2 separate regions of the Mus musculus genome follow, and region 1 is linked to region 2. A link is a loop called in an ENCODE intact Hi-C map of the cell type or tissue named here. Cell type or tissue: left cerebral cortex. All regions are shown on one strand. Links, peaks and the distances in the headings refer to the core of each region. The heading gives the core; the rest is flanking DNA.

Region 1 (16,124 bases), core at 4,410-12,409, 72 kb after region 2:
GCTGTGCATAGCTTCTGTGCTGCAGATGGCCCGTGTGAAGAAGAATCCCACTACAGTCTAGTCGCAGACGTTCAGTGAGACGGCTGCAGTTGACAGGGGGCCTCCTTACTGTTGAAGTGTGTGTGTGGCCCCCACCCAGATGTTGTAATGCTACACATGTTCATTAGAAGGAAGCAGTTTTCTTCCAAAGAAGAGCTGCCTAGACCTGAGTCTCCAGGCGGCAGATGGGAAGGTGGCAGATGAGGGACCGAAAGGGTATATTCCAACACTGTGTTGACAGAGTTCAAATCCTTCTCTACCTTGAGTTTCAGCGTGCTGCCTGTTTCCTTCCCTGCAGACTTCTCCCTCTGTAAACAGTACAGGTGCTGGCTTGGTCCTGCTCATCTACTATGACGTAAGAACTCCTGTGTTGGACATTACAGCAACAGTAGTCTGTTATAGCTCAAGATTTGTGGGTCAGGAATTCAGCAAGGGGACTGGGGACTCTTCTGCTCCATTAGATCTGTCCTGTTACATAGGGATTTTGCCACACACAAGTCATCAGTTTCTTATTGATACCATCTTTTAGTATACTGTTAATTTTGACCAAATACACATACATACATACATATATATACAATTTTTTTAAAAGCTTTATTTAGTTTATGTATATGAGTGCACTGTAGCTGTACCGATGGTTGTGAGCCTTCATGTGATTGTTAGGAATTGAATTTTTAGGACCTCTGCTCTCCAGTCAACCCCACTCACTCAGTCCCTGCTTGCCCTAGCCCAAAGATTTATTTATTATTATACATAAGTACGCTGTAGCTGTCTGTCTTCAGACTCACCAGAAGAGGGCGTCAGATCTCATTATGGGTGGTTGTGAGCCACCATGTGGTTGCTGGGATTTGAACTCAGGATCTTCAGATGAACAGTCAGTGCTCTTTCCTGCTGAGCCATCTCACCAGCTCCATATATTATTTTTCTAATTTTGACTCTTAAATTGTTCTTTTTATTTCACATGTATGTATGTATGTGCAGGTGGTATGGAGGAAAACACATGTAGGCCAAGGATAATTTCTGGAAGTCAGTTTTCTTCTGTCCTGTGGGACTCGGGGATTGAATTCAAGTCATTAGACTTGGTGGCAAGCACCAAGCTAAGCCATCTCCCCAGCCCTTATCCCTTCTGATCATTTGGCAGTCAAGGAAACCACGGCCAGCCCAGCCCTGGAGATACATCTGTAGGTCTGTGTGTTGGGCCCTCTGATAGGTTCTGTGAAAGACGAATCTGTTCATTATTTTCCAGGGACAGTGGCACAGTTCCAAATTTCTATTAATAGCCCCTGACATGTGCTTTAGGGATCTGCCACATTAAGCCTTGCTGCCAGCTTCCCTAACTTTAATTTGACAGCCTTAATCAGTGGTCATGTGGCTTCTGATATAACTGACCTCGGGGGAATAGGTCTCCTGGTGATGCTATAGTGAACTTTGATCAGAGTGAAGGCCGCAGTCGATACTGTAAACTAGAACCGGAATTTCACTGTATTTATTTGTTCTGTTGTTTTCATCAGCTGGTCTTGGGGCATAAGGAAATACATGGAATGTTTAAGACATCAGAGCATGGTGTAAAATTAGAAAATGCCAGAACTGTTACTGCTAACCAGACTTCAGACAGTTTACTAAGGCGATCTATACCTCGGGATGTCAGCTCTCTCTTTTTTTTTTTTTAAAGATTTATTTATTTATTATATGTAAGTACACTGTAGCTGTCTTCAGACACTCCAGAAGAGGGAGTCAGATCTTGTTACAGATGGTTGTGAGCCACCATGTGGTTGCTGGGATTTGAACTCTGGACCTTCGGAAGAGCAGTCGGGTGCTCTTACCCACTGAGCCACCTCACCAGCCCAGCTCTCTTAACTATAAATAAAATTCAGAAATATCCTTCAGTCAGAGGATAGGACCTGAGGCTGTTCTAAGCACATCCTCTGCTTCTCTGTCAAAGAGTTCCCAGTGACTTATGGTTACCACATCTGGTGGCCGGGTTGACAGAGATCATCTGCACAGAAGACTGCTTTTGTTCATGCCAGCGGGAGGCAAGTGAGGTGGATCCGTTGACGTTATTGACCCTGTGTTGGTCTGTGATGCCTGTGTTATTCTGACACTCCTTCTAACCTGGTAGCTTTGGGACAGTCTAGAAGCAGTTCAGCTATTTAAAGTAGTAGAAACACAGAAGCACTTTCACCAAAAGACTTAAAGAAAAACAAGAACAAGAAGGGAAGTTCTGGACCAATGGGGTGGTTCAGCGGATAAAGGCACTTGCTGCCAAGCCTGACGGACTGAGTTCGATCCCCTGCCCCACATGGTGGAAAGGCAAAACTGACTCCTGCCAGTTGTTCACTGAGCTCCACAAGGACTCAGTGGCATGTCCACACACACACACGTACACAGACCAATCCAAATTAAATAAATCTAATCTTTAAAATTTTTGAAAGGACACTCTGCAAGCTGGCTCCACTGGTCATAGCCCAGCAGGTGTGACCGGGGCTGCTGTCATTGTGGTGCTAAGTAAGCGCCTTCCCAGGGGAAGGCTACGTTTTGTGGATGTTGCACTTGCTTTCTTGTTGGACAGGTCAGTGTGGACAGTGACCCTGCATCTGTTTTTCAGGTCTGTAAATAACCAATATTGCAAAAAGGTGATTGGAGGGATGGTGTGGAACCCAGTCATGAGGAGGTCCTTATCAGTGGAACGGCTGGAAACCAAGAGCCTGCCTTCCCGGTCCCCTCCCATCACCCCCAACTGGTATGTACTCCTTTATGCCACACACCGGCAGATACCTTCTGTCTTTGAAAAACAGAGTTGCCTTTAAATTCTTCAGCAGAGATGGCGTAGAGTCAGACTTCCCGTGTGTGTTTCACGCATTGCAGGAGTCAGTCTTCTGATGATGCTAAGGTGGCCTTAAAGTTATAATAAGCTCACCTAAGTGGTTTTATCTGTTCATGAAATACATGGTGATATTCCAGTGCATATATAGTATTCAGATCAAGTTAACTGCCACATCCGTCAGACAAATAGCATTTCTTTGTGTTGAGAACTTGGAAATCCCTCCTGGTAGCTGGACATGGTGGTAGATACTTGCGTGCTTAGCATTCAGGAGCCTGAGACAAGAGAATAAAGACTTTAGGCTAGCCTGGGCTACACAGACCTATACTCTCATAAATAAATAAGCATATCCTTTCTACTGGCCATTTTAGATTATTTAATTGATTATTGTGCATCAGACTTACCCTGCCATGCTAGAATATTTGACATTATCCCACCTAACTATATTCTTGAACTTCTTCTTTGAAAAATTAATAAATCCGGACAGGCCTAAGGGCATAGCTCCGTGATAAAGTACACACAGAGCATGTGCAGACCCTGGTTTCGTTCCATAACCCTGCAAAATAAATAAATGATAACATTTGGCCTGAGGCCTCCTGAAATGCCTGCCTTAGAATCGTAGCATAGGATAGCGCCTTTAAGCTCTAAGAAGTCCCATGGTAAAGACTTTAAAAGGATTAAGGATAGAAAGATGTGAGACCCCCGGGGTTCTAAGTTTGCCACAAATGGAATAATGTATGAAGGCTTCTTCATAAGCTTATTTCAGAAAAGGATCAAACGAAATTTTCTGTTCGTTATTTTAATGGTCCACAAAGGCCTCAGCCGTTTTTTTGTGAGTGTCCGAGTGTCTGCAAGAGAAGTGAAGCGGGAAAAGATTGTACCCTGGCTCCATAGGATTAGTGTTGTAGCTTGCAAGACAGGTGGACATTGCCTAGCTAGGATCTATGGGATTAAGAGATATGAGGAGAGAGACTTGCTAGGAAAGGACCTCCCACAGGGGACCACATGTCCTGGGCAACAGTGGTGATGACGATGATGACATGTGCTGTAAAGAACCAGCTTAGTTTATGTGGAAACTTGTCAAGGAGGCAGAGAGAGCCCCGGGTGAGCTCCAGGAACTAGCAAGATTGGATGTGACTATAACACTGGCTTGGCTCTCTTGCTACTAATTATATAGATCCTCTTCCAGGAGTCAAAAGAGCCATCTTGCTGGGCAGTGGTGGCACAAACCTTTAATCCCAGCACTTGGGAGGCAGAGGCAGGTGGATTTCTGAGTTCAAGGCCAGCCTGGTCTACAAAGTGAGATCTAGGACAGCCAGGGCTATACAGAGAAACCCTGTCTCGGAAAAAAAAAAAGAAAAAAACAAAACAAAACAACAACAAAACCCCAAGAGCCATCTTGCTTACACAATGGACACATAGTATTGATTGTGCAGGAACAGGGGGGAATTCCAAGTCCCTGGGAGTCCCAAAGAGAAATAGCTAACTAAGGGAAGCCAGGAGTGCAGTAGAAGAGAGCTTGAGATCAGGTGATAGAGAGCCTGATACCCAGGGGCAGTCCCAAGTGTTCTATGAACACTGTCCCATCTGGCTCATTCTCAGGGGCTGTAGGTACAGCTGAGGTCCAGAGAGGGTGATGGGACTTATCTGAGGTCCCCTGGCTACTTTGTAGCATGCTGGTCCCCATCACATTACAGATGTTTAAAAAGGAGAACATTAAAAAAAAAAAAACCCAAGCATCTCCGGTCCGTAGATGTCGATGGAAAGTACTTGCTGTGTGAACAGGAGGACCTGAGTTCAGATGCTATCATACACCTTAGAAGGCAAGGCATGGATGTAGATGCCTGTAATTCCAGAGCTGGGAGGCAGAGACAGGAGGGTCAAAGGAGACAGACAGACAGACAGACAGCCTAGCTGGGTTAATGAGCTCCAGGTTCAGTGAGATACCCTATCTCCAAAGATAAGCTAGACATTTGATACCAACCTCTGACCCTATACCTCCACATGAATGGTCAAGGAACACACATACACACGTACACCACACGTGCACACATCCACATGTACACATACACCACACACATACACACATACATACACCACACATGCACAAAATGTTTAAAGTCAGTTACTTCTTCTTGGATCAAGTGAAATTCAGTGAGAAGTTAATACTGTCTTCTTTCTAAACCTCTCAGTGTGCATTGTTGAATTGGTGAGAAAAGTTATGTTTTAAGTTTTCTAGAAGACTAACTCACCCTTAGTCAGTTTCACGGACCAATGGCATAAGCCAGTTTAGATCTTCCCACCTCTAAGTGGAGACCATGGTTCTGGGAGCCACACCCCTTACCCAGACCTGCCTGAGACTTGTGTCATCCTGGCTGGATTCTGCTGGATTAAGAATGATCTCACTGGCTCTGACTTATATTTGTGTTGGTTATTTTTGAGACAGGTTCTCATTAATTCTCCCAGCTGGCCCTTAACACTTAATCCTCCTTAGTGCTGGGGCTATGGGTGTGTACTGCCACACCCAGCTCTGGATCTGACTTTCTAAGCACCAGGCAGGGCATCCATGGAGAGGCCAGGTCACAAGGTCACACAGCTGCCATTGGGTCAGACCTCTTGTACCGCTCCTCTCCCCTTTGCAGGCGAAGTCCTCGGCTCCGGCATGAAATCCGCAAGCCCCGCCATTCCTCCGCGGACAACCTGGCCAATGAGATGACCTACATCACAGAAACCGAGGATGTGTTCTATACCTACAAGGGACCCCTGTCCCCCAAAGACAGCGACTCTGAAGTCTCCCAGAACCACAGCCCACACCGGGAGTAAGACCTTGTATCTTTCTATCTTTGTATCTGTTGAGTTTGCTCAGTCCAAAGTGCCAGTTGAGAGGAGGCGGTATCTGGTACCTGTAGCGAGCTCCCAAAGGTGCTCTCCTGAGATGGGAACATAAATTCTAATGCCCGTCTGTACAGGTGACAAACTGTGTGCCTGAGCTCAGAGAAGAGCAGCTACCACGCTCCCAGAACCTGCAGGTCTTGTACTGCCCTGCCTGCCCAGGGCATATGCAGAGCTTGTCTGAGATATTTCTATATAGCCAAGTACAGAGCCAAGGATGTGCTTGCCCTGATTCCTCTACACGTAAGCTCGACCACCCTGTGACCTCAGTCACCAGGACCATACTAACATGTAGGAGCCTGCCAGAACAACAGTATGCCCTTGGGGTTTGTTTTAATTCGGTAAAGAGAAATACAAAACAATGCAAGGCTACCAAAATGGCTCAGGAAACTAAGGCACTCATTGCCAAATCTGTTGACCTGACATGGTGGAAGGAAAGAACTAACTTCTACCAGTTAGTTGTCCTCAGACCTCCATGTGTGCACTACACACACACACACACACACACACACATACACCAATTAAAAATGTAAAAGAAGGCTTTTATTGGCAAATGTTTGCTAAGGACAGTTTTTTCAAAAGCCTCCTGTGGCCACTCTCTTGTTTGGGACCAGTGAGACAATGTCCTTCTTCCTACTATGGCTTGCAGTATGGGGCCATCAGACATCTGGTCTTTCACTGTTCCGTTTAATATTCACTTGCTGCAGGCTTTCATGGAGCCTGGGCTCGCCTCCAACTTGCTGCTGAAGATGATCATAAACTCTTGCTCCTCCCATCCCGTCCTCTCCTCTCGAATGCTGGGGTACCGCCACAGCCAGTTTACCTTCGCTCTTCCTAAAGAGACGCTCCCCCCTCGTAGATGAAGGCCAGCAAAGAGCATGTCTGTCCTGAAAGACGGGTCTGAGTCTTGAGTTTTTCAGGAACAGCCGTGCATCTGCTCCCTTTTGCCTTGAGTATCAGCTCAGAGCTGCTCTCTGTTAGACTCCATTGTTCTTGCTTCACCAGACCCAGGCGTCAGGTCTGTCGCTTCTCTTCCCGCCTCACCTTTACAGTTCTGTCAGAGATGAGTGCTTGGGGATAAGCTATCTCCAATCACATTTCGGAACAGGTAAACCATAGATCACACACCATATCTTTAAATTAAATCATGATAGGAACGGGTAAGGCATTAGGAGGCCAGTCTTAGCCATTGGATATTCAAACTGTTAAGCCCCAAATAATGGCCCAAACCAAGAAAGGTAACGCCTCCCTGTTGGAGGAGGATTAGCAAGCAGGCACTTTGGCCAATCTGTACACGTTTGCCAACAAAGCTTCCAGGCTTCATAGACATTAAGCACATCATGCATGTGTGTTAGACTTTCCCAGGTGAATTGCAGGTCTCTCCACTTCCATACAGAGGTCCTGCCCACAGCAAACAATAGTCTTCAGCTGATCTGCGTTTTTAAAACCTCTGCTTAAATGGTCCGTCCCTGCAGTCATTATTTCCTTGTGACAGAAACTCCAGGATTCTTTAGTTGAAGTGATCACTCTGTCCCTGCAGCTTGCAACCTGCTGTACTGTTGGGAAGGTCGCAGTAGGTGGGTGTGGGATTCATTGCATAAGCCTGTGGCCTTGCTGGCTATGAACAGATCTAGACATGCAAAGCAGGAGTATAGAAGACGTCGATTAGAACCAGTCAGTCCTCCCTGGCCTCCAGACTCTGTTTCTTTGGCACAAGGAGAAAAGAGCGTTCAGGGAACGTCATCCAAGGGCTTAAGGAAGCCCACATACACGTTCCCTGCTTACGGCACTGAAGAGCATCTAGATTTTTTTCACTGGCCTATACAGCAGCCACCCACCACAGGCAAGCTGCTTAGCTTTAAGCCAACTGAAGTAAGATGGATGTTCAGCATCTAGGAAGGGACCACAAAGTGGAATTTGGTAAGGCTTCATTTTTAGCTTCCTCCAGACCTGGGTCAGTACTGTGTCATCTGCCTCCCCTGTCACACTGAGCCTCTGCGGCTTGGGAGAACTGTCAGGGTTGGGAAAGGCGGGGGCCTACACAGATTTTCCCACTGTTTGACAGCCACAAGGGATGTGAGTATGTCTAGGCTTTCAGGGGCAGATCTGCAAGCCACAACTCTGATGGGGCTACTTATATTTAAACTCTTGAGAATGAAGTACAATTTAATGTCTGTGTGTCTGAGCTCTGTTGACTTTAGTGATTTTTTTTTTCCTGCTCTGTTCATACTGCATGCTGATTCTCTGAATGTCTCCATGAGACCTTCTCTGTAAGGTGACTCCCAGAGCATTTTCTCTTTTGCAGCCCAGGATTCAGAGAAACAGATGGTGGGGACTCTTGACAGCTCCGAGAGCCTGTTTTGTTGGTGGGCTTCGCACGTGGTATATGGTTGGAAAACCAGAGCCTAGATCCCCTCCACGGCATCAAGGACCCCTCCTCACTGGAGGGAAATCGCTCTCTTCTGGACTTTCTGAAGCCTCAACATCTGGAGCGTGTGAGGTGGGGTGGAGGAGGGCTTTATTCCCCAAGCAAGAGATACCGGCTAGTCTGAACTTAACTGAGAAGAAACTCAGCCGGTACCATTGTATTTACAAAATGTTTAAGGAGCGTTTGACATGTTTTCTGCAGAAAAATTGGTGCTAAGAGTCTAAAAGAAGTATTCTGTCAAAGAAATCAGACGAGGAGGACTCTTTTTGGAGAAGAATTAAATGTAATTCAAAAAAGAGAAGGGGGGGAGCTTAGCCCCACCCCCACCCCACCTACCCCACCCCCAGTGCACAGGGAAGGAACATCGTCCCGGCAGATGAGTCACTTGCTGGTTTGTTCCATATTTATAGCGGTGCCACGGAGTTTATGATTATAGTTTTGAAGCCTTGGCAGTGTGCTTTGTGCCCAGGCAGGCTGGCGCTTTTGTTATTCCCAGCGCTGCTCTGAACTTCTCCTTGCTTCCAGGGGAAGTTGCAATGCTGGCAGAGAAGCAGCTTTTTTCTTCATGGTAAAAACAAAATCCCCAAATTCCTCATCCCCCTCGCCCAGATACAAGGGAGGGAAGAGGTGTGTGCTGAGGGAGAGCTTACCCTCGGCGCGGATGCTGAAGGAGACAAGGCTCACAGCGGCTCAGATTTGTATTCCAGAGTTTCTTTTTCATAGATGTTTTGGTGGGTCACCAGCATGGGACCGCAGAGTCTTCTCTTGCTGTCATAGTAACTCACTGGCTGTTTGCCTCCTGGCTGAAGGCCTGCCCTCTTATACAGGACACAAGATAGCTCTTGCATTCATTTTTAAATGTATACTTTGGAGGGGGACTTGGGGCATTATCTCTCCATCTACAACCAAAGAGAAGGAGTTTCTATGGCCCATCTTCTGGGACCGTGGGGTCTGTGAACCCTACCAATGACAGGCATCCCAGTCGTGAGGCAGGCTGTGGTGCTGTTAGGCACTCGGATTGTTGGTACAGCTGACCCTCTCCGCCCACATGTTCTGCAGCCACAGACTTGTCAATCAACTGCATGTCCAGTGTCATGAGATCTTTCCTGGTCATGGGTCAGAGCTAAACGTGTACAGATTTTTTTTTTCTTCTCATCAGGCCAGGACACAAGTGTTTGTGCAGTATTGACACTGAATTGAGTACTGTAAGTAACCGAAAGATGACTTTTGAAAACACAGGAGGGTGCACATAAATAAAATGAAGCCATTAGAGCGTTTTGTATAAGAGATTTAAGCATCTGTGGCGAATGCTGTCCTGGAACCGCACCTCAGGGGATACTGAAGGAAAGTGTTTGTATTTTTCTCAGACTATGCGATACATCTCCATGCTGGCCTGGTTTGCCGGCTCCCGCCTCAGGCTCTTAGCACACACACCACATTGCTGTCCAGTCCTTCTGCCAGCCCTGCCTATTTTCCTTTAAGCAGTCTGGCTCTTCTTGCCAGTTTCTACCTTCCCCTTCTCTTCCACTATTCTTAGGCACCCTTACCAGAATACAGCAGCAAATATGGGAGGGGGTCTGTCTCTTCAGGGAGCCAGCCAGGGACAGGGTTTCCTTGTGGGTGGTGGTGACTGCCATTATCCCTGAGCCGGACTAGGTGGGTAAACACCCACAAGATCCTGGAACCTCCCCACCTCATCTCTGCTCTTCATCTTTGTGTCATGGCTCCCGTGTGTCTTGGGAGGGACCACTGTCTCAGAGCCACCCAGTTTGCACCTGCTGGGAACCTCAGTCTTCCTTGGTCCTGTTTCCTGCTGCCATTCTCTTTCATGTGGTTGGACCTCGCAGACATCTTTGGAATGAGAGAAAGCATCCCACGTTCGTGCGTCTTTGATGGGGGAGTGCTGTTCTTCCTCATCTCTCTAACGTTGCAGCTCTTCAGAAAATACTGTTCTCTGGTGGCATTTGTCACTGGTGCCTGTTATATAGGTAGTCCTCGGATGCCTGACAGTCTGCCTCTGCGCCTTCATCCCCAGAGCCTGGGGTGTGCCTGTCCCACTCTGACTGCTCTTTTCTGGAGGATGGGGACAGGTCTCATCGTGTTGCCTGTCTCCTGCTCAGAAATGGCTTCTTGCTTCCTTCACGCCTTTCTCAGTAGCCTATGAATCCTCCCTACAGCTTCAATCCCCTGCAGTTCCGCAGGGAGCCCTGACCATCCTGGCCTCTTCTCTCCCGGCATCCTAGTGTTCCGCCCACCTTCTCATTGTCCCATTTCCTCCTTGGGTCTCTGTCCGTCCACCCTTTATACCAAGCAGAATGTCATTGTTTTCTGCAGGGATGAACTTTAGTGTGTAGTTGATAGGTCCAAAAACTAGCCACTTGTTCCTTAGCCCACCCTGACGCTAACTCTCCTCCAACCCTACTTAGAAGACAGGTTGGGATGCGGGGTGTCTTAAACTATGTCAGTGTGTGTAGTGACTGCTGTTTGCTATTTGAAGATAGAATCAAAATGTTTTAGGATTTATTATATTTTTTTTGCGTATGAGTGTTTTGTCTGCATGTATGTATGTGCACCACATGTGTGCCTGATGCTCACAGAGTTCATAAAGAGAACATTGAATCCCCTGAAACTGAAACTGTAGATGGTTATAAACCACCAGGTGGGTGCTGGGAACCCAATGCAAGTCCTCTGCAAGAACAACAAGTGCTCTTATCCCCTGGGCCATCTCTCCAGCACCATGTTCCCTGTTTGAGCTAGATCAGGAGACTTTTGTTATTTTTAATTTTGTTTTACTTGTTTTTTTTGTTTTTTTTTTTTTTTTTTTGAGCAGGGTCTATATATACCCTTGCCTATCTTGGAATTCACTATGTAGACCCATCTGGCTTTAGACCAGAGTTTTGTATTAGGAAGAAAAAAGCACTTTGAAACCCTGTGAAATAAAAACTCATGAACTAAAATTTTAAAACGTAAGTAAGCAGGGTATTTATTGATACAATTTTATTGAAAGGACCTTTTTTTTTTTTTTTTTTTTTAATATCACAGGCTTGAGAGATGACAACCAGTAATCCTTCAGGCCCAATTCTTCTCTTACACATATCTGTTTCCACACTGGTCTCCCAGTGAATATTTTGTTCAAATAAATTAAGACTGTGAATCATTGTGTGCGAATAGGTACAGATTTTATATTTAGAGTAGTCTAATTTAGGCGGGGGTGGGGTAGGGTGGGGGGTAATAGCTCAGTTCTTGCTTACCATGTGAGAGGTCCTGGGTTCTTAACACTGAAGGAGAAACAAAAAAACCCAGCCCCTGTCCCCCCCGATTTTAAATTGCTCGTGAACAGAAGCATCATTTAAAGAACAGTCGCAGGCAAGGGCCTGGGATAGAGTGTTAGTGAAGGCAAAAGCAGAAGTGGGAATGTGTGCAGTGTGTGGAGAAGCCGTCCACGTGGGAGTTTGCAGGCTGCTGTGCTAGTTACAACAATTATCAATGTATAGCTCCTGCCGGTCATTATTCCACAAATGATGCTCTGTTTCCTGGCATGTTCAAATTAGTGGGTCCCAGGCAGAGTTCCAGCTAGGAAGCCAAGGCAGAAAAATCTCTTGAGCCAGAAGTTCAAAACCAGCCTAGGCAACAGCTCTCGTATTAAACCAGAGTGGATCTACACATTTCGCCATCAACCTTCAAAGCAACTAGGGTAGGGGTTGTTTTCAGGGCCCATTGGTCCCCCCTGCCCTTCTGCCCTAAGTCAGATTTGACTTTGTTTAGCCTCGATGATAGCATGGGTAGCCCAAGGACTTTTGCAGAAATGCTCAGGTTCCAGGACCCCGTGGTGATCTCAAGATGCCAGCCCCTAACAACCAATGATCTTTTCTCTGATAATATTGATTGACTTATAAAACATCTCTTTCCTCACCATGAAGGAGTTTGTCCGAAAACAACCCAGCCCAAAGCTGCCTGACCCAGAAGTCATCCAGTTCTGTGTCTCCATCTTCGAATGCTCCAGGCTCCTGCTCTCCAGATGGAGTTGACCAGCGGTTCTTAGAAGACTACCACAAGGTGACCAAAGGGGGGTTCGTCGAGGACGCCAGCCAGTACTACTGTGATAAGGTGAGGGACTTCCGGGTCCTGTGCACTTTCGCTCGTGACTTGGTGACTCGTTCTCACAGAGAGAAAAATACCTTGTCACCAGCCACTGCAGAAGGAAGTGGTGTAAACAACCCTCTCACGTGTCTTCTAGAGTGACGATGGAGATGGCTACCTAGTCCTGATCCGGATCACACCAGATGAAGAGGGAAGATTTGGCTTTAACCTTAAGGTACACTGCGAGCGTCTGTAGCATTCTTAGGTGGTACCAAGCGAAACAGTCTTCAGGTGGATTCTGAATTTCAGTCAGAAATCTACTACCTTACCTACGCTGCGTTTAAAAAAAAAAGCAGAAAAGCTCACTTAGAGCTACAGAGAGCTCAGCTGGTAAGGTTCTAGCCATGCAAGCATGAGGACTTGGTTTCAGTCCCTGGATCTACCTAACAGAGATTGTGGGGTGGGAGGGGGGAGACAGAAGCAGGTGCAGCCCTGGCCAGCTCTTACCTCAAGAAACAAGTTAGATAGCAGCAGAGGAGTGAAAGCCCGAGGTTGACCTCTGGCCTCCACTGATAGCCACACATTCACATGTGTGAACGCAAACCCAAGCACACGTGTGCACACACTATTGAAAAGCTACTCAGGGCTGGGGATGGCTCAGTGGCTTCCAGAGGTCCTGAGTTCAATTCCCAGCAACCACATGGTGACTCTACCATCTGTACTGGGATCTGATGCCCTCTTCTGGCACACAGGTGTACATGCAGATAGAGCACTCATACATAATAAATACACTTTAAAAAAAAAAAGGAAAAAACAGCTGGGCAGTGGTGGCACATGCCTTTACTCCTAGTACTTGGGAGGCAGAGATAGACAGATTTCTGAGTTCAAGGCCAGCCTGGTCTACAGAGTGAGTTAAGTGAGTTCCAGGACAGCCAGGAGGACAGCCAGGGCTATGCAGAGAAACCCTGTCTCAAAAATAAATAAATAAATAAATAAATAAATAAATAAATAAATAAATAAATAAAGGGAAACTACTCAGGGATAAGAACTGGCTTTTTATGTAGTAGTTCAATTGCCTCGTATTATGTAGTTGTTATGTGCCCAACATTTGCAAGACTAGATCCCTGTCATTGTAGTGAGTTCTCAGAATAAGCAGAGCCAGTTTATTCTAAGTCAGCCTAGACTGTGTATGAAGTTCACGGCCAGCCAGAGCTATGGAGACCTTATCTCAAAATGAAGGAAATAAATAAAGCATACAACAGCCGTTAAACACATCTTACAAAGGAATCCCGGGGCTCAGAAAGTTGAGTGTCTGGTTGGTGATCAAATGCAGCTACAGCCCACCCAGGAGGGATTATTTCCAGGCCCATACAGCCCTGCTCAGCTGATATGTGAAGGCAGCTAGCTCAAGTCTCTGGGTCTAATGAGTCCCTCTAGGCAGTGGCTGCAAACTGCTGTCACCACCCAGTTCCCATCTGTTTGTGTATATAGCATTATTGAAACGGGTGCTGTGCCCATTGGATTACAGCTTCAGGGATTGGGTGGTGGGGTTAAGTGACTGCCTCAGGACCCTCTTCCCCACACTGCTTAAATACCTATCGAGGAAGCATCTAACTTCCGTCTCTCTCATGCCCATTCCCTCGCCCACCTCTGTACTCCTTCTGTACCCCCACTCCTGCGCAGTGAGCAGACTGCCCCTGCTGGCTACCTGCCCTCTAGAGCTCTGCTCACACGGGGAGCATCCCAGTGCACATGGCCCTTCCTGAGGTCTTGTGCCTCCTCTTTTGAAGAAGTAAGCACACATTCTTTTCCAGGAAATGTTTTTTTCCAAGGGCATCTTCAGTTCAGGTGATGGGAATGTCAGGATATGCTTCTGGGTAAAGAGGAGTCAGCAGTGTGCCCTAGAATTCCAAAAGGGGTCCCCAACCCCCGTGATTGATCCTCCCGTAAAACCTTCCTGAATTCTTAAGGCTCATATTTATTATGTCTACATACCTTTGTTAGCAAAACTACTCAAGTGTTCTGTTTTATTTTTGATTTTGCTTACTTTGAAAAATGTTTACAGGGAGGAGTGGATCAAAAGATGCCGCTCGTGGTCTCGAGGATAAACCCAGAGTCACCTGTAAGTAAATATACACTATGTGACTTCCTGTGTTTGCTTTCCCCTACGTCAAACAAGTTTCTTTCTGTACGCCCCATTCTTGGATTTTGTTGAGATTTAGTTTGTCTTTGACTGATTGGTTGGATGGTTATATGATCAGCTACTTGCTTGGTTTGATCGGTAGCAGCATGGATTTGTATTTGTTACGGCAGACAGACTGAGACAAAGAGTGGGATGTCCGTTAACTGCAACCATGCTGTGCAGCGTGGTCCATCCCTGCAGCTGCAGCACCATGTCACCTGTGGCCTTGTTATATGTGGGGCCGCTGGCCCCAGCTCAGGGACAGGCCCAGGTCCTACTTACTTACCTTGGATCTGTCTGTAACAAGATCCTTGGATGTTTGGTGTGTACATTTAACTTTGGGAAGTACTAGTCAAGGCAGGGAAACTGAGGCAGAGATTGCTTTCCACTTGTTTCCAGTAGAGATCCTTTGCCTCTTTCTGGTTTTTTCTTTTCTTTTTTTTTTATTTCGGGGCAGGATGTGGTTTGTCAAGACAGGGTTTCTCTGTCGCCCCAAGCTTTCCTGGAACTCACTTTATAGATCAAGCTATCCTCAAACTCACAGAGACCTTCCTGGCTCTTCCTCCTGAGTGATAAAGTCAGGTTCCACCACTGCTTGGCTTTTCTGTTTGCTTGCTGTGTACATATTTAAGATGCAGCATGTTGCACTGCCAAGCCTACATGGAGCAGACGGGTGAGCGTACCCACCGTCTCCCCTGGTTTCTGTGTGATGGTTTGCTTTCAGTAAAACATAAATGTGAACACTGTGCCTTCACTCCTCAGTCAAGCTTACCCCTGGGGCCTGGGAAGATGGCTCAGTGGACAACATTCACACTGCCCAAGCATGGACTGAAGTTTGGATCCCAAGGACCCACGTTAAAGTCGGGGGCCAGGGGTGGTGGCCACCTGTAATACTGTTGTGTGGGAGTCAGGGGATCCCTAGCGCAGATGGATAGCTAGACTAGTGAATTGACAAGCTCCAGGATGAGCAAGAGACCCTGCTTTGGTAATGGAGTGGAAGACAATCAAGGAAGACACATGTCCATGTCCGTGTATGTGTGAACACACACACACTTACCCTCACATACAGTTTTTTGTTTTTTTTTTAAAGTTATTTCCCAGTAGCCTTTTGTTTGTGGTTTCTAGGGATTAGGGAGGCTTGCTTTCCTACAACATTGCTGTACCTGGCTAAGCATTTTCAAACAGTATATCCAACAAACAGAAGGTTGGAGGCATCAAGAGTCATCTTAATTAGCAAGGTGGGCTCCCATGGAAAAATGGCTTCAGTAAACTTGGCTTGCCTGTTCTGAAGTGTCTCACAGCTTACCTTCAGAGCCACTTTAAAATCCCACCACCAGCTGCTAGGTCCACCTAGCAGCAGCCATACAAATGATGACAGCAATGCCCAGGGGAGAGTAGGTACATTTGATCGCAGTCTCAGGTGTCTGGGATCAGAGGGAGGCGGCCTTCTTCTTCCCCTTGAGGCTGGTGCTATGGTAACAGAGAAAGTCGCTTCCCTCCTTAGGCAGATACCTGCATGCCTAAGCTGAATGAGGGGGATCAGATCGTGTTGATCAATGGCCGGGACATCTCAGAGCACACTCATGACCAGGTGGTGATGTTCATCAAAGCAAGCCGGGAGTCCCACTCGAGAGAACTGGCCCTGGTGATCAGGAGAAAAGGTAACAGGCTCCCGGGGGCGG
Region 2 (16,124 bases), core at 4,983-12,982:
GTTCAAGTAGGCAAGACATTGAGAGCTCATCTAGACACCCAATCCAGATTTTTCTTCTGCCTTTCAGGGGACACTACCAGATGCATTTCAGTCTATCTCTTACCATCACATCAGTCTAACTAATGACTGATCATGTATTTAGCAAGCCAGGTCATAAAAGGATTTTGACCTAGGACTGTTAGGACACAACAGAATTCCTATTGTTCAAGAGGGACAAGCAAACGTGAGCTGGCATGTGGGTGCTGGGAACCAAACCTGGTTCTTCTGCAAAAGCCACAAGTGCTCCTAACTGACCATCCATCTCTCTAGCCCCACCATCATGGCTGGGCAGGCATGGCAGCTGGAATATGGATCACCTACCTGATCACATGGCATCCACAGATCCATAGGAAGCAGAAAGGGACGGATGCAGGTGTTCATCTTGCTTGCTCCTTTTGTTTTGGTCTGAAACCCCAGCCTTACCATCCCAGGCTTACGATGCCCACACTGAAGGCAGAGCTTCCTACGTAAGGAACCCAGTCTAGAAATTCTCCTATAGACATGCGCAAAGTTTATGCCCTGGGTGGTTTTACACAATCACAAAGTATGAGCCCTTTCTGGAAAAAGAAAACAAAACCAAAAAGGGGTGGTGGTGGTGGAGAATAGCCACAGATCCCTGGCATTGGGAAGAACTTTTTAGGGGATTTCCAGAAGTCTTCCAAAGGGCAAATCCACATTAATAGTAGAACGAAGACCAAACAGTGATGTAAAGTAGAAAAGAGCAAACACCTTACAGGGCAGGAGGTTAGCAGACTTGTGGCTAGTGAGGGCCATCTGGGAAGGAGGAAGGCTTGGAGACAAGACTTAAACCCAGGGTGATCTCAGCAGGCAGCAGCCTTGGTGGTCCGAGTCCTTGCAGGAGGAGGATGCGGGTACCTTCAAGGGGAAGCAAGCAAGACACTTAAGCCAACACATGGGCTGTGAGGACCGAGGCTGTGCTGATATCAACGACCTGAGAGAAGCTTAGGAAGGTTGCTATGGTCTGAGTTTGGTTTGTTGCCTCTAAAGCTTGTGTTGCTACTTGATTCACTGTGTAGTGATATTGAGACGTGATGGGGTCTAAAAGTTGACGTCTTTCTTACCGGATTGGGTTAGTCATTGCCTCCTACCCCACCTCCGCAAGAGCTGATTATACAGTAGTACTATATGCCCGTAATCCTGGATGGTACCCAGAAGGCTAAGGTGGTAGGAGGAGTTCCAGGCCAGCCTAGGCTACAAAGTCAGTTCCAGGCTACTCTGAGACTTCATTATAAAACAAAAGGAAGCAAAGGTTGGGTTGTGGGGGTGCAGACCTTTAATCCCAGCACTTGGGAGGCAGAGGCAGGTGGATCTCTGAGCTCGAGGCCGCTCTGGTTTACAGTGTGAGTTCCAGGACAGCCAGAGTTACAGAGAGAAACCCTATCTTGAAAAGCCCCCCCCCCCAAAAAAAAAGGGCTGGCGAGAGATGGTTCAGCAGGTAAGAGCACCGACTGCTCTTCTGAAGGTCCTGAGTTCAAATCCCAGCAATCACATGGTGACTCACAACCACCCATAATGAGATCTGACACTGGGTCCACCTGAGCAAGCGGGGTTGACCAGAGCAAGTAGAGGTCCTAAAAATTCAATTCCAAACAACCACAAAACCATGTGTACAGCTACAGTGTACTCACACACATAAAATAAATAAATAATCTTTTTTTAAAAAAGAAAGAAAAGCCAAGAAAAAGGAAAGAAAGAAAGGAAGGAAGGAAGGAAGGAAGGAAGGAAGGCAGGCAGGCAGGCAGTCGATGGTTATGAAGTGAGGCAGCCCTTCCTGAAGGGCCCTCTTCTCACTTTCACAGAGCAATAGGAAGCCTAGACAGGAAGATCAGACGTGATTGTCCTGCCTAGGTTTTCTCAGCCTCCAGATCCATGCCATGGCAACAGAAGACAAAGATGAAGAAATGGGAGAGTGACCTTTTCTGATGCTACTACTGGAGAGCTGCATCTTGGGAGGCAAAGCTAGGACTGAGGAGGAGCCATGTGTGTGCTTGGACATCCTGTCCGGAACCCTAAAAGCCTCGTTCAGCCACGTCCCTTCCGTGAAGACGCGTCTTGAGAACTCCGCTGTCCCCCACAGTACACGAGCCCTTTAACTCCACACGTGACTCGTGTTTACAGAGGCACCGCTGGACAGCCTGTTTGTACCGAGATGCAATGGATGCGTGTCCCATGGAAAAAATGAAAAAGCCATCCCAGCAGGACGCCAGGGCGCAGTTGAGGAAATCCTGTGATGTGTCATCCGAGCTACGCTAGAAGGTCGCCAGAGCACTGGGCAGCCCAGCAGCGGCTCTGTTCTTGAAATGTCACCAGGAGGTGGAGCGCTCTGGGCACAGATCAAGTTTCTGGTGTCTCAGGGATGAACTGGAAAGCCAAAAGAGCTGAGTTCTCAGGCGATGTCGCTGCCTGAATGTGAGTTCCCACTGAGGCCTGGGCACCGAAGTTCTCCCACTGGCTTCTCCCACCACGGGGCTGGACCAGCTATGTCAGGAAAACATCGTTCCTGCCCCCGAGGTGACTGTGGCCATTTTCCTTTCTCTTTTATCCTCATCCAAAGCTCTGTTTCCTGTTCCACCCTTCAACCATGTGAGTTTCCAGTGAGGGTTAAGAGGGCTTGAGGCAGGGCACCCTTCCAGCACCCTCTCCATGACTGTGCCCTGATGTAGCCTTGGCATGTCAAACAACCAGCGCTTTGCTGTTGGGTAGTGGAAACAAAAAGCAAAATATTTTTGCACACACACACACAAAATTTACACATTCTTCCACAATTGTTTTCCCCAGAAATACAACACCTTTATTGTTAAATAGGCTAGAGATCACGTGGTACAAAATTCAGAAGACACCAAAACGTTTAGTGTAAATGGTAAAACATTCACCCTCCCTTCACTGACTGGTAGGGTTCCTCCTACCGAGGCAAGGGCCTCTCTGAGCTGTTTTTCTGTGTATCCTACGTACTTTAATAAGTTTATTTTAAGGTCCACTCCCCTTAACAAACATCACCCCTGTGACTACTACCCTCATCACTCCCTCCTCTCCTGTCACATGATTAGCTGCTATTGGCCTCAGAAGAGGGAGCCAAGGTCAAGGGCAGAGAAAGCATGACATCTGGGAGTCTTGTCTGTAGGGGATAGCCCGCCTCCATCTCCTCTTCCTTTCCCCTCTGCCCTTTTGCTTGGTGAGGTTAGAGTATGGCTGGGAACCTTGAGAAACCATTCTCTCTGGGCGCTGGAAAGTGATAGTACCCATTTCAGGAGGGATCACTGCTTAAACATGACAGCCATGCATAGATGAGGCTTCCTTCCTCTGGTTTCTCTGTCTCGGTTTCTAAAACCTCAATACATTAGGTTTCCAGAGCAGGTCTCCAAAGTCCTTCAACTTACACTTTTGCTTTCCCAAACAGCAGCAAATTCATAGGGTCTAGTATGGTCTGGTTTTATCTGTTCTAAGATTCATGCCTGAGGGGCCTCAGGGGTTCCTGAAGGCGCAAGCATCCTGAGAGAAATGGTCAATGCTCTCTCTCCCTATAAGGACAGTCTGGAGGTCCGGCTGCCTTTCTTGTCAGGGACAGCTGCTCCATGATTTTCAACTTTTTATTTGAGTCTGTAATCACTGTCAAGTAGGCCATGATCAGCATTTACCTTTGGATATGTTGACAGGTGCCTTTAGCTGCCAGGAAACTGGTCATCTCTGACAGGAGATGGAGTCCTTCCTGGGGGTGCTGGAGAAGGCTCTTGTCCCAGCCCTCAATGATAATCTCTAATTTGTTGTCTGCCTCTTTCTCCAAGGTTTCAGGCTTCCTTCATGTATAAATGCTCCCCCAAGTGTACCAGGATTGGCTGCTTCTCCTGTTAGAAGATTCTCTTCTTAAACCCGGTGTGAATAACTCCCTCTTAGTCTTTGTTTAAGTGAGTAAGTTTCTCAGTTATGTATAGAACTGCTGTTTCCAGTAGCCCAGGAAGGCGTTAAACCACTATGTAGCTGAGTATGACCTCGGGTTTTGGTTGTTTTTGTTGTTTGTTTGTTGAGTCAGAGTCTTACTTTCTATTCCTGGTGAGCCTAGAACTCACTATGTACAGAGGCCAGAATAATTTTGAGCTCACAGAGACTCATCTGCTCTTGTCTTTTGGATGCAAGGATTAAAAGGGTGTATCACTAGGTCAGGCAAGCTTGACTTTTGAATCGCCTACCTCTGTCTTCAAGTGCTGGGATTATGGGCACATGTCAGGCAGCACTATGCCTACTTTTATGCAGTGCTGAGCTGAGAAAGCCATAGCCCTCAAGCTTCCGAATGCTGTGACCCTTTAATACAGTTCCTCATGTGTGGTGTGACGCACCCCCCCAACCATAAAATTGCTTTTGTTGTTACTTCATAACTGTAATTTTGCTACTGTTATGCATTATAATGTAAATATCTGATATGCAGGATATCTGGTATGCAGCCTGCAACCCACAGGTTGAAAACCACTGTAATGGAGCCCTGGGCGTGTTAAGCAAGCTCTCTTGTGGCTGAGTCATATCCCCAAGACTTGCTTATCATCCCTCCTAGCTCCCTGCACTAGAAGACATCATCCAGAGGAGGGGGTGGTGGTGGTTTTTGTCTACTGACGCTGGTGTCTCCTAAATGCGTAGAGCAGTGCCTGACACACAGTAGATGCCTAATAAATAGTCAAGTGAATGCTCTAGCTTTGAGGGGTCCTGGCTGATGAACACTTCGTAACTGACACCTGACTGCTTCCTCCTTTCTCTTTTTGGGTCAGGGACTTGCCACCCACAGCCACCACAGGGGAAAGGCCTGCTTGGTTCTCCACGTCTTCTCACTTCTCATCACCTCTGAGTATAACCACTCTTTCTCTCTTTCCGCATTTCTTTCCCTTGCCAGCTTTAACACTTGATTCATTCCCCACCCCCACCCCCGACAATAGAAGAAACCAAGCTTATTTTAAAACTAGAGCCTGTGAGCCCAAAGGACATCTTTCACATATATAAGATACCTTCTATAGCTGACTCTTTTACCCTAGATGCAATAGGAAGCCCCGGCCACTAGTCACTTGCTTGGGCAGCTCATTTGTCTTCCTTTGTACACCCATCCTGCTGGAATACAGGAAGCTGCTCTCGTCCAATCATTCTGACCCACGCAATGGCAACCTTCTGTAGTTCAACCCGGTGATTTTAGTCTCAGTGGAGGCCCTCCAAAGCACAATGCTTGTAAGCCTTATTCTTTCCTTGTGCTCCATCAACACCACTTACCCGCCCCTCTCTGTTCTGGAACCCCTCATGTGCTTACATTAACAGCACAAATAATTCATAAGCATTAGCAAGTCAGCGGGGAGCCCCGCCAATCAATCACTGTCCAGATTTCCTGAGTCTTGATGCGAATGACTGATGGTCTGTGGTGCTTTTTCCAGTAAACTCTTCCCACTAATTCTCCTAAACAATGGCTGCTCTGCAGTATTGGGCTCTGGATATTCTAAACAAATGGTGTCTTCCTGGGGAGGCTGCTAACTCTGCTTGCTTCTCATACTGCTCGGGCACCTCTCCTCCATCAATCTGTTCTATTACTAGAGGTGAACTTTTAGCCTGCTGCATATCTTCTTCTGTCATGAAATCACCCCTCAGTTTGTCGTTTGGGGATTTTTTTGGATTTTGGGGGCCAGCACCACTAAGACAAAGAACAAACTAATTTATTTGAGCTTAATAGCAACTGTTCCTGGGGTCCCTGCATTGCTCCAGCAAACATCAGCAGGACTATTGAGGGGTCTGTGGACTGTGTGTCTTTAGTGAGTTGTTACTCTGCCCCCCCGCCCCAAATGACTGTCCAGGGACACCATCTATCTACATGAGTCCCTTTGGGCCTGGATCCATTCTCCACGGCTCAGTACAGTCTTGTTCGTAACTAGGCCCCATTTGCTGGCTAAATTCAACGGTGAAGATTACATGGCCATCCAGAAACCCCATTCACGTAAGATTGGGCGTGTCGACTCTTAAGATCACCTGTCGTTCAAGCTAATAACATCAGGCCAATCCAGCTGCACCAGATTAAAGGGCTGGACTTTAGTATTTTGGCCCCGAGAACAAAACAGTAACAGGAGACCAGAAGGGTAAAAGTAATCTGCGGTCTACAGAGCACATCAAAGGAGGGTAAGCAAGGCAGACTAAAAGGACAGTCTCCTCTACTCATCAGTCGCACGTGTGCGCGTGCGTGTATGTGTGCGCGTGCATGTGTGTGTGCGTGCGTGCGTGCGTGCGTGCGTGCGTGTGTGTGTGTGTGTGTGTGTGTGTAACAGACCATAAAACCTGACACCCAGCTAGGAGGTCAATGGGCTAGGCTTCAGATCCTCCCCAGTGTCACCAGCTGGGAGCCCACCCCTGTCACCAGCTGTGAACCCACTCCCAACTGCTTTCCATGAAACTTGAGTTTAAAAACTAACAAAACCCAAACCAACTGTCAAGACTGAAGAAAAAAAATTCATGCAAAACATTGGCCACATTTGAACTTAATCACAACGGATTAGATACATACAAGACGAAATTAATTTTATCTTAGGGGGGAATTTTCTTCATTGTGTTTTTAAAATTTTGCTTGTTTTCTTTTTAATGATTTATTTTGGTTTATTCGCATTGGTATTTTACCTGCATATATGTCAGGGTAAGACTGCTGGATGCCCTGGCACTGGAGTTACAGTTATGAGCTGCCATGTGGGTGCTGGGAATCGAACCCAAGTCCTCTGCAAGAACAGCCAGTGCTTTTAAGGGTTAAGCCATCTCTCCAGCCCCTCTTTGTTTTTTTCTTGAGACATGGTCTCTTTATAGAGTCCTGGAATTTGCTATGTAGATCAAGTTTGCCTAGAACTCACAGGGACCTGCCTGCCTCTGCTTTCAATGCTAGGATTAAAGATGTAGGCCACCATACCTAGGTCTTTATGTATTTATTATCACAAACGTAACATCAAGACATTAATCATTTTAAAAAACCAAAAACTAAAATGTCGAAGGTGGGCATGGTGATGCATGACTTTAACCTCAGCACCCAGGAGGCAGAGACAGGCAGATCCCTGAGTTCAAGTTCAGCTTGGTTTACAGAAGGAGTTCCCAGAGTTCCCAGAGAAGGAACTCTCCCAGGAGTTCCCATAGCCAGAGCTACACAGAGATACCTGATAGGTTGGCTATTTGTCTGCCAGTGAAATGGGCCAATTCAAGCCAGATTAGAATATATTAAAGGCAGGTTTAATGGGAAAGGCTCTGGGGGGGGGGTGAGTTCACTGGCCCCAAGGACCTAGGGAAGTCATGGAGTGGGGGGAGGTTAGGGGGAACAGAAAGACAGAAGGTGTGTGTGCAGAAAAGGAGGAAGAGAAGAGGGAGAGAAAGGGAGAGGGAGAGGAGGGACGGAGGGAGGGAAAGAAAGAAGGAGAGAGGAAGGGAGGAGGGAGGGAGGGAAGGAGGAAGAAAGAAGAGGCAGACCAACATGCCTGGATTATATAGTGAAGAGCCTCTCGGAGAAGGGCAGGCCAGCTGGTATGCTGGAATGTTTAGAATTGGGGGCAGGGTATGCCAGGTAGGACTGGGGGATGCTGGGAGAACCTGGACGCCAGGTATGTTTTGGTATGTAAAATATGTACCTTAGTCCCTTGTCCAGGGGTCGGAAACCAAACAAAACCCTGTCTCCAAAAAAAAAAAAAAAAAAAAAAAAAAAAAAAGTCACATATAAAACAACAACAAAACCACTTAGGAGTTAGAGGATAAATTTAAGGGAGAAAAACCAACTCAAACTCCCCAAACTTTATTATTATTGTTATATAGTCTTGGTTTTGGTTTTTAGAGACAGGGTTTCTCTGTGTAGCTCTGACTATTCTGGAACTCTATAGATCAGGCTGACCTCAGACTCACAGAGACCCACCAGCCTCTGCCTCCCAAATGCTGAGATTAAAGGCATGGACCACAGTGCCTGGCTTTAAAACTATTATCTGCATTCTTAGCAAGTGTGTCCGTGTCACCTTTCCACAGTCAATTGTTTTCAGCTTTTCCACTCATCGTTGTTTTCATGTTGCAGTATACTTTCATAATTTCATTTTTTATTGTGTGTATGTATGTATGTATGTATGTGTGTGTGCACACATGTGAAACATCAGAAGACAAGCTGCACAGTTCTCTTCCACTCTGACAGGTCTTGGGGATTGACTGAACTCAGGACAGAAAGCTTGGCTGCAAATTTCCTTACCCACAGACCCTGTAGTAGGGACCCAGCAAGATTTAATTGTAATAATTATTTCAACCAATGTATCAGAACACAATCAGTCATTACTCTACCTTTGAACATCCACTTGTTTCCAGTTGGGCATGTATAAGAGTGAGTTCCAGAAGAAGCCAGGGGTACACAGAGAAGCACTTGTCTCGAAAAGCGAACAAAAAAAAAATTTAATTCGTTAAAAAATAACTTTTAGAGCTTTTCAATGAAGTTCTCAGCTATTTTCCAGCTCAAATCTGAGAACACTGCTTTAAGCAGTGACAGCAAAGAAATGGTAACGATGTATTCCAGCAGGCTTTATTTAAACTGGACAGTTCTAACAATTCCCAGGTCCCTCACCTTAGCAGTCCAAAAAGTGTTAAAGGATGATGGATGAATGATTGAGATAGGCACTTAAGAAATGAGTCTGGGACAGGGCTTAGTTCACTGGAAGACATTCGTGCTTACTGTGTGCAAAGCCCTGGATTCAAGCCTCATCAAGGGGAAAAAACATTTAAGGTGGACTGAATAAATTCCCGTTCTTTCTTTTTTTTTTTTTTTTTCAATTCCCCACACTCCCCCGGATCCAAGCGTAGGCATTTGTATTATTTAGGGCACAGAGAGCGCAAGGCTTTGGTAGCAGATCACACAGCAGCTGGTAGAGGACACTGTGTTCAGTCAGCTGTCTCTGAATTTCAAGTCTTCCCACCATGCTTGGGGGAGGAGGGTGACCCAGTACTCCCTGCAGGGAAGTAGAAGACTGACGGCCAGGTGGGACTCAGTGGGCAGCTTCGCCAATCCCTCTGGGGGTTCTTCCTTCCGGACGCTGGGCTCCCATGGCTCCGAGCATGCCCAGTGCTCTCCCCGCCACTCCGAAAAGTGCTGCCCTGGCGCCCGAGCTCCAGGTTTTGCGTGCGATCCTAGGCGGGGCCAGGACAGTGCAACCCCTAGGACTCCGGGCTCTGTAGGAATTCCCCGGACGCGAGGTTCTGGCGGCGCCTGCAGCGGTGCACTACCTTGGGACAGAGACCGGGATCTAAGCCAGGAAGTCAGGCACGGCTGAGGGTCTCGTGGTGACATGGGAACAAAAGGTTCTCGGGATATCTAGCACCCAGGTCCGACCATAGAATCCTAACCATCTCTCCATCCTTTTGTTATCATATTCATTCAACAAAACGTTTTTAGTTCTTACTGGAAGCCAAGCGTCGTTTAGAGGCTGGGTCTCTTGAGAGGCGGAGTTACCGAGCTGACACAGAGGGGAGGTACTCCTTAAGGGGGAAATCTAAGTCGCGAGAGACAGCCGGCAACATACTCCAGCAGCCCCTCCGCTCGCCCTTCCGTTTCACGGGCACAAAGCTTGCGCTCGTTTTGTTTTGAGGTTTTTTTGTTTTTGTTTTTGTTTTGTTTTTGCACCGGCTTTATCGTCCCAAGAAAGCTTCCTTGTTTAGCTGCGTGACTGAATGGTATTTGTCACCTGATCTGGTTGTTCCACCAGCTCTCACCGGGCCACCCCCTATCTTTCTTGCCTGGCTCCTTTCCCCTGTTCTTAGAATTTATCACCTAATACCCTGCGTTGTTTACGGACCTGTTGTTTGTTGCGAGAAAGTCCCTTCTAAACTCCCAACAAGGGGCAGAGATTTTGTCTATATATTAAGTGTGAAGAACGTAAGTAACTGTTGAATGGATAAGTGATACATGCTTGGAGTGCGGTAATGGACTTGGAGAGGGAGCAAGAGGTCAGGGCTAATTTAGAAAGGTAGCCAGAAAGGTCTCTCCTACAAGAGGCACCTGAATGGTGAGAGGGCTCGAAACACCAGCAAAGCAGGGCAAAAGACGTCCTACCTCGAGGGAAAGGCAGTGTAAAGGTCTCCAGGCGGGTCAAGTTCAGAGGGTATGATGGGGAGGAAGGTGCAGTCGGAGCGCAGGAAGACAGGTGTGGGAGGAGGCGGAAGAGGCCGGCTGGAACGCCCGCCACTAGGGGCCCTATAGGCTTTGGGAAGGGCTAACCTGCCTGGTGTCCTAGGACCAGCAAAGGAGCCCTGCGACCCCCAACTCAGCCACGGAGCCGCTGGAGTCAGCGAGACCCCCAACTCAGCCACGAAGCCACCGCGCAAGGCTCGCTGTCATTTCAGATTCGTTGAGCGCCAAGCCCTTGCCATTCTTAGGCATGCAATCCGGGAAAGCCAGGCACACAGTAGGTGTTCAATAAATGCTAAAAGCACGAATGGCTGCGTGCGTGAGCCAGGGGACCTGGAGGTCTGCGGGAGTTTGGCAGGTGGTCTGCGGAGGCCAGTGGCAGCGTCCCACGAGTTTGCCCCGGGCCCGCCCCTGTCCCGGGTCCCCCGCCCCGCGCGCGGGCCCGTCGCGGCCACAGCCGGGCCGGCGGGAGCCGCCCGCGGGCTGCACTGGGCATGCTCAGACGGCGGCCAGGTCGCGGCGCGAGCGAGCTTCAGTGCCGCCCGCCCGCGCGACCTACCTGGGCGCCCCGCGCCCCCGGATGCTGCAGGTATGGGAGACTGGGTCCTCTGCGGGGAGGGTCGGAGCGCGGGCTGCTGCGATCGCGGACACGCGGGGCTTACCCAACCCCCACCCGGTCCGGGGCTCGGCGGACACGCGGGAGGACTAGCGGTTGAGCTGGTAGCCCCAGGTCTCCGCGCCACGTCGGGCATCCGGGGGGCGCAGGCCCGGATCACCTGGCGGGGCTGGGGCGGGGCGCGGGCGTGGGCGGCAAAAGGCTGGGCGTTCTGGACGCAGCGGCGCGGGCGTGGGCGTGCGCTCCAGTCTGGCCGAGCCCTGGGCTTGGCGCCGAGGTATCCGCAGCCCGGCAGAGGGGGCGCACCGCTGCGGGGATCCAGCTCTCCGCGGTCCCCGAAGCTCAGCCACCCGGGGCGAATTCCCCTTCAGATTGCAAAGATGGCATTTCCTGGGCCTGGCACGAACTCCAGTGCCAAACCAATCCGCCCCGTTCCGCGGGCGACCGGGGTGGCTTCTCTGGTAACTTGCGGTGTGACACTGCTGCGTTGTGCAGGGAGAGAGCGCGCCCGGAAACCCCCGCCCCCGGTTGCTGCCTCCTAAACTTATTACGAACTTGAGGGTTGCCTTTAAAAAATTCATGAGAAGTTAAGATAACTTGACACCTGGGTGTTCCGTGAAGGTACAGGGAACTTGTGGTTGGGAAACTCTAGACCTAGGTTCAAGTTGGGCTCTTCCCCTTGGCCAGCTGGTGACCTTGGACGAGTCGTTTAACCTCTCTGATCCTCCATTTCCTCCACTGCACGCAGGCAGCAATAATGCCCACCTCGCCTGGTTGGTGGTGGATTAAGTAGGATAAATGGTGTGGAGGTGTTTGGCTCCGTGCCCGGCATAAAGCAAGCGAGCAGTTGGCGTGATGTGATTTTAATTCAGTTAGAGACCCTCATGGCTCCCATTTTGTCAGGAAGGTAGAATTAGGCAGTCATTTTCTGGGTCTGTGTTTGTGCCCAGGAGAACGTCTGCTGAGGCTTTGAAAAAAGCAACTCCACAGAGCGGTGGTGAGCTGCTCTTGTTTAATGGCAGTCTTTGTGAGTTCCGAAACTCCAGAAGTTGACACTCGGGCCTCACAGAAAGAACTATTTTTGCAAGATGATCCATCTTGCAAATGTCGAAGCGGATGAATTGGAAATCCTGGTTGGGAAAAAGATGCATATTCTGCAAAGCTCTCATGCTTAACCTTATGTTTTTGGATTGGGGAGCGGGGGTCTCTTAGCTTCTCACAGCGGGTTTGATCGTTCTTTGTGGTGGCTGCTCCTTGTGCATTACAGAGTGCCCAAAAGCCTCTGCTCAGTAGGTTCCAGTAGCAGCCTGCTTCCGACCGTGCCTACCAGGAATGCCTCTATATAGTGTCTGGGTTGAAGTGCCTCACCACCTCCACCCCTCCCCCACCCCACCCCCCGTGTCGTCCCTCTTTCCCCTTTTAGTAGAATTAACTGAGTGAGATAGCCTCCGCCTTCTGTGTAACCTAGGCTAAATGAGGATTTCATCTGGACTTTTGTTTTCTTTTTTTTCAATGATAATATCGAACCTTTGCAGTCACCTTGCAGAGCTGTGCTAGGTATGTGGACTATCTCATTTCAGTTTTACAGGTCTCCCTCTGAGACTGGTGTCACGATCCCATTTTATAGAGGAAGACATTGAGGCTCTGAGCAGGCAACTGTACCGTCCTGGGTATGACTGGGATGGAGGAAACCATGCTTCTGGTTCTGGGGGCAGAGCTTTTTCTTCTGGATAAGACTGCCATGTGTGTCTTACACAGATGTCTTTCCCGATGATTAAATCAAGATCTAGATTGTATTGGAAAACGGAAGCCTTCCTGAGATTGACTAGTTGAAAATTAACAATGGTAAGCTATTTTCTGACTGAGAGTAGGCCATTCTAGTTAAATATTCTAGTATATGAGCGCTCCCATAAATCCCAGCACACAGTTAATGGAATACCAGTCTGCCGAGAATTAGAATAGAATAAAACATGCCTATTACTCTATATTGATCTGTGTTGTCCCTGGTGATTTGTCTCATCCACAGACTAGTGTATGCAAATTAGACCTGAGTGGCAGACTGGAGGTTACTGAGGGCATTTAGAAGAGCTGAGGCATGTCTATGAGCAGATGTTTCTGTTTGCAGATGCAGGGCTGTGGGTAGGCAAACATGGTGAATAAGCCAAGGGACCCCCCCCCCCAACCTGGAATCCAGGGTATCTTTCATCCAGCTCAGGTCAGATCTGTAATGGGCCTTAGTGTGACTCTGGACTCCCAGCTAACCAAGATCTCAGCTTGAAGCCCTCACTTTACCTGATCTCACAGCAAAGGTGTGGTAGTTTTTAATATGTTTGTTGAGGTCTCGACTCCCTGCCAGTAAGACAAGGTCAGAGACAGATCTTATCCCAGAAAGAAATCGAGGTTGTAGGTTGGCCGTTGGTCTCAGTCCTGGGATGGGAATTGCTCTCAGTTTTTGTTGGCTGTGACCTGGAAGTTTAATTACAGTGTTGTGCCCTCCCCTCCAACACACACCACACATATGTGAGCTGGCAAAGGCAGTGAGAACAGAAGTAAGAGGACTCATTGTGGCCGTCTAAGCTACATACAGGTCTGTGGGTGCAAGAGGCACTGTTTTCTAAGATGGGTCTAACTTGCTGGAGGAGCCCAAAGACGTGGCATACACTCTTCCCTTTCAGTTCCCAGGGACTGGCATGTTGGGAAGGGATCGGTGATTTGTGGTCCCCCCTCTCGACCATAATTACAGGGCTCACTCTCCTACATCAGTCAATTCCTGGAAAGCAAAGCCTGCCCCTTTTTCTCTCCTCAGGCTCTGCCAGGGCTGGAGTGCTGGTGGTACCCTAGCCTGGCTCAGCTAGTGGGTGTGTGGGCCAATCCTCTGGGACCTTTCCCTCATTTTGCAGATGAGAGAGGACTGGGTCATATCCACATCGCTCTTGTCCGGGCCCAGTGACCTCAGGCTCTGATCTCACAGAGGTCTCCTAACTCTTTGGCAGAGGAGACTCCATGAATCTCTTTGTAGTGCCCCCCCCCAGCCTCCCCCTCCCCCCCGGCTGAAATCCAGAAGTCTCAAATTTATTTCTAGAGTTTCTGCACCCGAAACCATCTCTACCTCCAAGTTACCTGGCTATCTATCCCAAGGCCCTCCTAAGTGCAGATCCAATAGCAAATGCAGACTTCTGTGAAGTCTCTAATATGTGTCGGGCCTAGAGACTAGAAGATGCTGCAGAGCTAGAAGACGAGCTGGACTGTGAACGTGTGCACAGTGGGGTTGCGAAGACCATGTGCACATGCGTATGTGCATCTATCTATCCACCCATCTATCTCCTGAGTGATGTGAAGGAGGATCAAGTTGGATGCAAGTGATGACAGCCATAGTGTGTTTCTTTTCTCATTGCTGTGACCAAATACCTGGCAGACAGCTTAAGGAGGGCGGGTTTATTTTGGCTCCCATGGTATAGTTTACTGTGACAGGAAAGTCTTCGCTGCAAGGGCTTCAATTACTTGGTCAGGTTGGATACACAGTCAGGAAGCAGGGAGAGGCGACTGCTCACTTTCTCCCTCTTATGTAGTCTGGGACCTGGGATCAGGGGATGGTACCACTCACATTGTGAATGTTCTTCTCACCTTTATTTAACCTGTCTAGAAAATGCCTGGCAGTCAGGCTTGCCTCCTGTGTGATTTTAGGTCCTGTCAGGTTGAAGGTCCTTATTAAGCAGCAAGGATGGCTGTCAGGAAAAACACACAGGGAAGGGTACGGCTTAGCACTTGCATTATGCCTCCAAGGTGGTTGGCATGCAGAGTAATGGGGGTTACTTTCTAGTTGCTGAGTCAGGCAGGCCTCACTCTGTGTAGAGCTAACCGTTAGATTTTCTTTCTTTCCTCTGCATTGGAATAACTTGTGTCAGAGGTGCTTCTCGGGTGTCTCTTATTTCGAGTTAGTATGGCCTTTGCTGGTCACCGGACGCTGCCTGAGTCCTCACAGCCACAGTCTGGCCACTTTGCCTCCCCAGGAAGGCTGCTTGGAAGGCAGGTGAGAGCTGAGCTTGTCTGCCCTGCATGTCTCCTTCAGTGGGTGTCCTCCCACCGATGGAGACAACAGAAGTGCCTGCTGGGCAGCTACCAAATGGAAGATCACAGGAGACCTGGTGGCTTTTTCTCCCTGGTGCTGTGGGGCTCAGCTGACAACATTTTTCCTGAAATAAGGCTGGGCCCTGTCCGTCCGTCTGGTGAAAACGAAGGTTGGCAGGTGTTCTCTCTCTTTAAGAGAAAGCCCGGAAGGTGTTTGGGTAACGAGAGAGTGGAGTTTCTGAGGCAGTTTGATGGTTTATGTGCAAAGTTAGAATACAGGCTGTGGAACTGGGATAGTTCTGGAAACCGCAAGCCCCTGATAAACTGTCAGTTTGCACATGCTTGAACAAACATGACTGCAGCCATGGACTTTCAGTGCTGAGTCTCTGCTACGGCACCCCTCTCTGACTCTAAGGTGTAGCAACTCCTCCTACCGAGTCCATTTCACAGACGCATTGAACAAACGAGGCTGAGAGATGGGAGTGACTTCCCAAAAGGCCCTGCAGCGTGCTGAGGACTGGAACATGCATCTGTCCCTAAACTGATTCTTTGCCTGTAAAGTGAAGACTATCATAGAACTTATGTCCCTTAAACAGGCTTTCTTAAGGGAGCTAATGATCTGGGACATGAAAGTCCCCTCCCTTGGGTATGGGAGTCCCGGAGTCACTGCCGAGTAGCTTCCCCATGGAGGGAGGCCTTCTCCCAAGTCAAGGCTGTGAGTGCTCTTCCTCAGGACTGAAGAAAAGCAGGATTCAGACTGGAGGGCCTTGCTGGCTGGGTGTTGTGTTTATGAGTGGAGACAGGCGTGGGTGTGGGGTGGAGTCCTGGCCTCTGTACCCACCTCCCTTGGATGAGTCAGCTTTGAGGGCCGGGCCTGAGAGGCAACAGCTCCCTGGCAGCCGTCCCTGCCCACTCGGCACATGGTTTGACCCCTTCAGACCCACCACATCCCCTCCCTGCCTCTGGTTGGCAAATGCATGCATGTGGTTTGTAGATCATTATGGTGTCAGGGGGCAGGAGAAACACACAGATGGTGCTTCTCCAAGAGGCAGCTGTCACCACCACCACCACAGTGGCCTCCACATGTCCTGTCACCCGTCCAGTCTATCGCTTCTAGGGTAAGGACAGATCCAAGCTCAGCTCTTCCCTTGGCCCCGATCCACCTACTCTGGCCTTGAGCTTCCAGCCCTGCCTCATGGTCCTGCAGCCTGGGGCTGACTGGGTTTGCAAATGGCTTCCTTCCAC

The links. A loop is a pair of places that touch in the nucleus more often than their neighbours do. Peaks named below come from ENCODE experiments on the same cell type or tissue, not always from the same donor. Only the 100,000 strongest peaks of a DNase experiment are listed, where the experiment ranks them.
Region 1: a loop joins it to region 2, with 8 times the contacts of the local background. A loop is called at or near these places in 2 of 42 quality-filtered maps.

The regions. Positions count from the first base shown.
Region 1 is chr4:57,221,877-57,238,000 of GRCm38, reverse strand. Ptpn3 (protein tyrosine phosphatase, non-receptor type 3) reads left to right here. Exons shown (of 26, transcript NM_001384115.1): 13 at 2,645-2,779; 14 at 5,503-5,679; 15 at 12,101-12,287; 16 at 12,418-12,495; 17 at 14,326-14,382; 18 at 15,947-16,103. Among named protein-coding and RNA genes, the nearest start is that of Gm12530, 58 kb to the right of the region's middle. In left cerebral cortex, for the core only: no CTCF peak of the experiment used is centred there; DNase peaks (open chromatin) are centred at 8,266, 8,657, 10,054, 11,621 and 2 more places; H3K4me3 peaks cover 461 bases; H3K27ac peaks cover 4,071 bases.
Region 2 is chr4:57,294,941-57,311,064 of GRCm38, reverse strand. Ptpn3 (protein tyrosine phosphatase, non-receptor type 3) reads left to right here and starts at 10,696. Exons shown (of 26, transcript NM_001384115.1): 1 at 10,696-10,784. It overlaps Gm12536 (a long non-coding RNA gene), which reads right to left and starts at 11,326. Exons shown (of 3, transcript XR_003955208.1): 1 at 10,755-11,326; 2 at 8,362-9,294; 3 at 2,149-3,902. In left cerebral cortex, for the core only: CTCF peaks have their summits at 10,270 and 11,136; DNase peaks (open chromatin) are centred at 11,047, 11,269, 11,675, 11,773 and 5 more places; H3K4me3 peaks cover 3,500 bases; H3K27ac peaks cover 3,235 bases.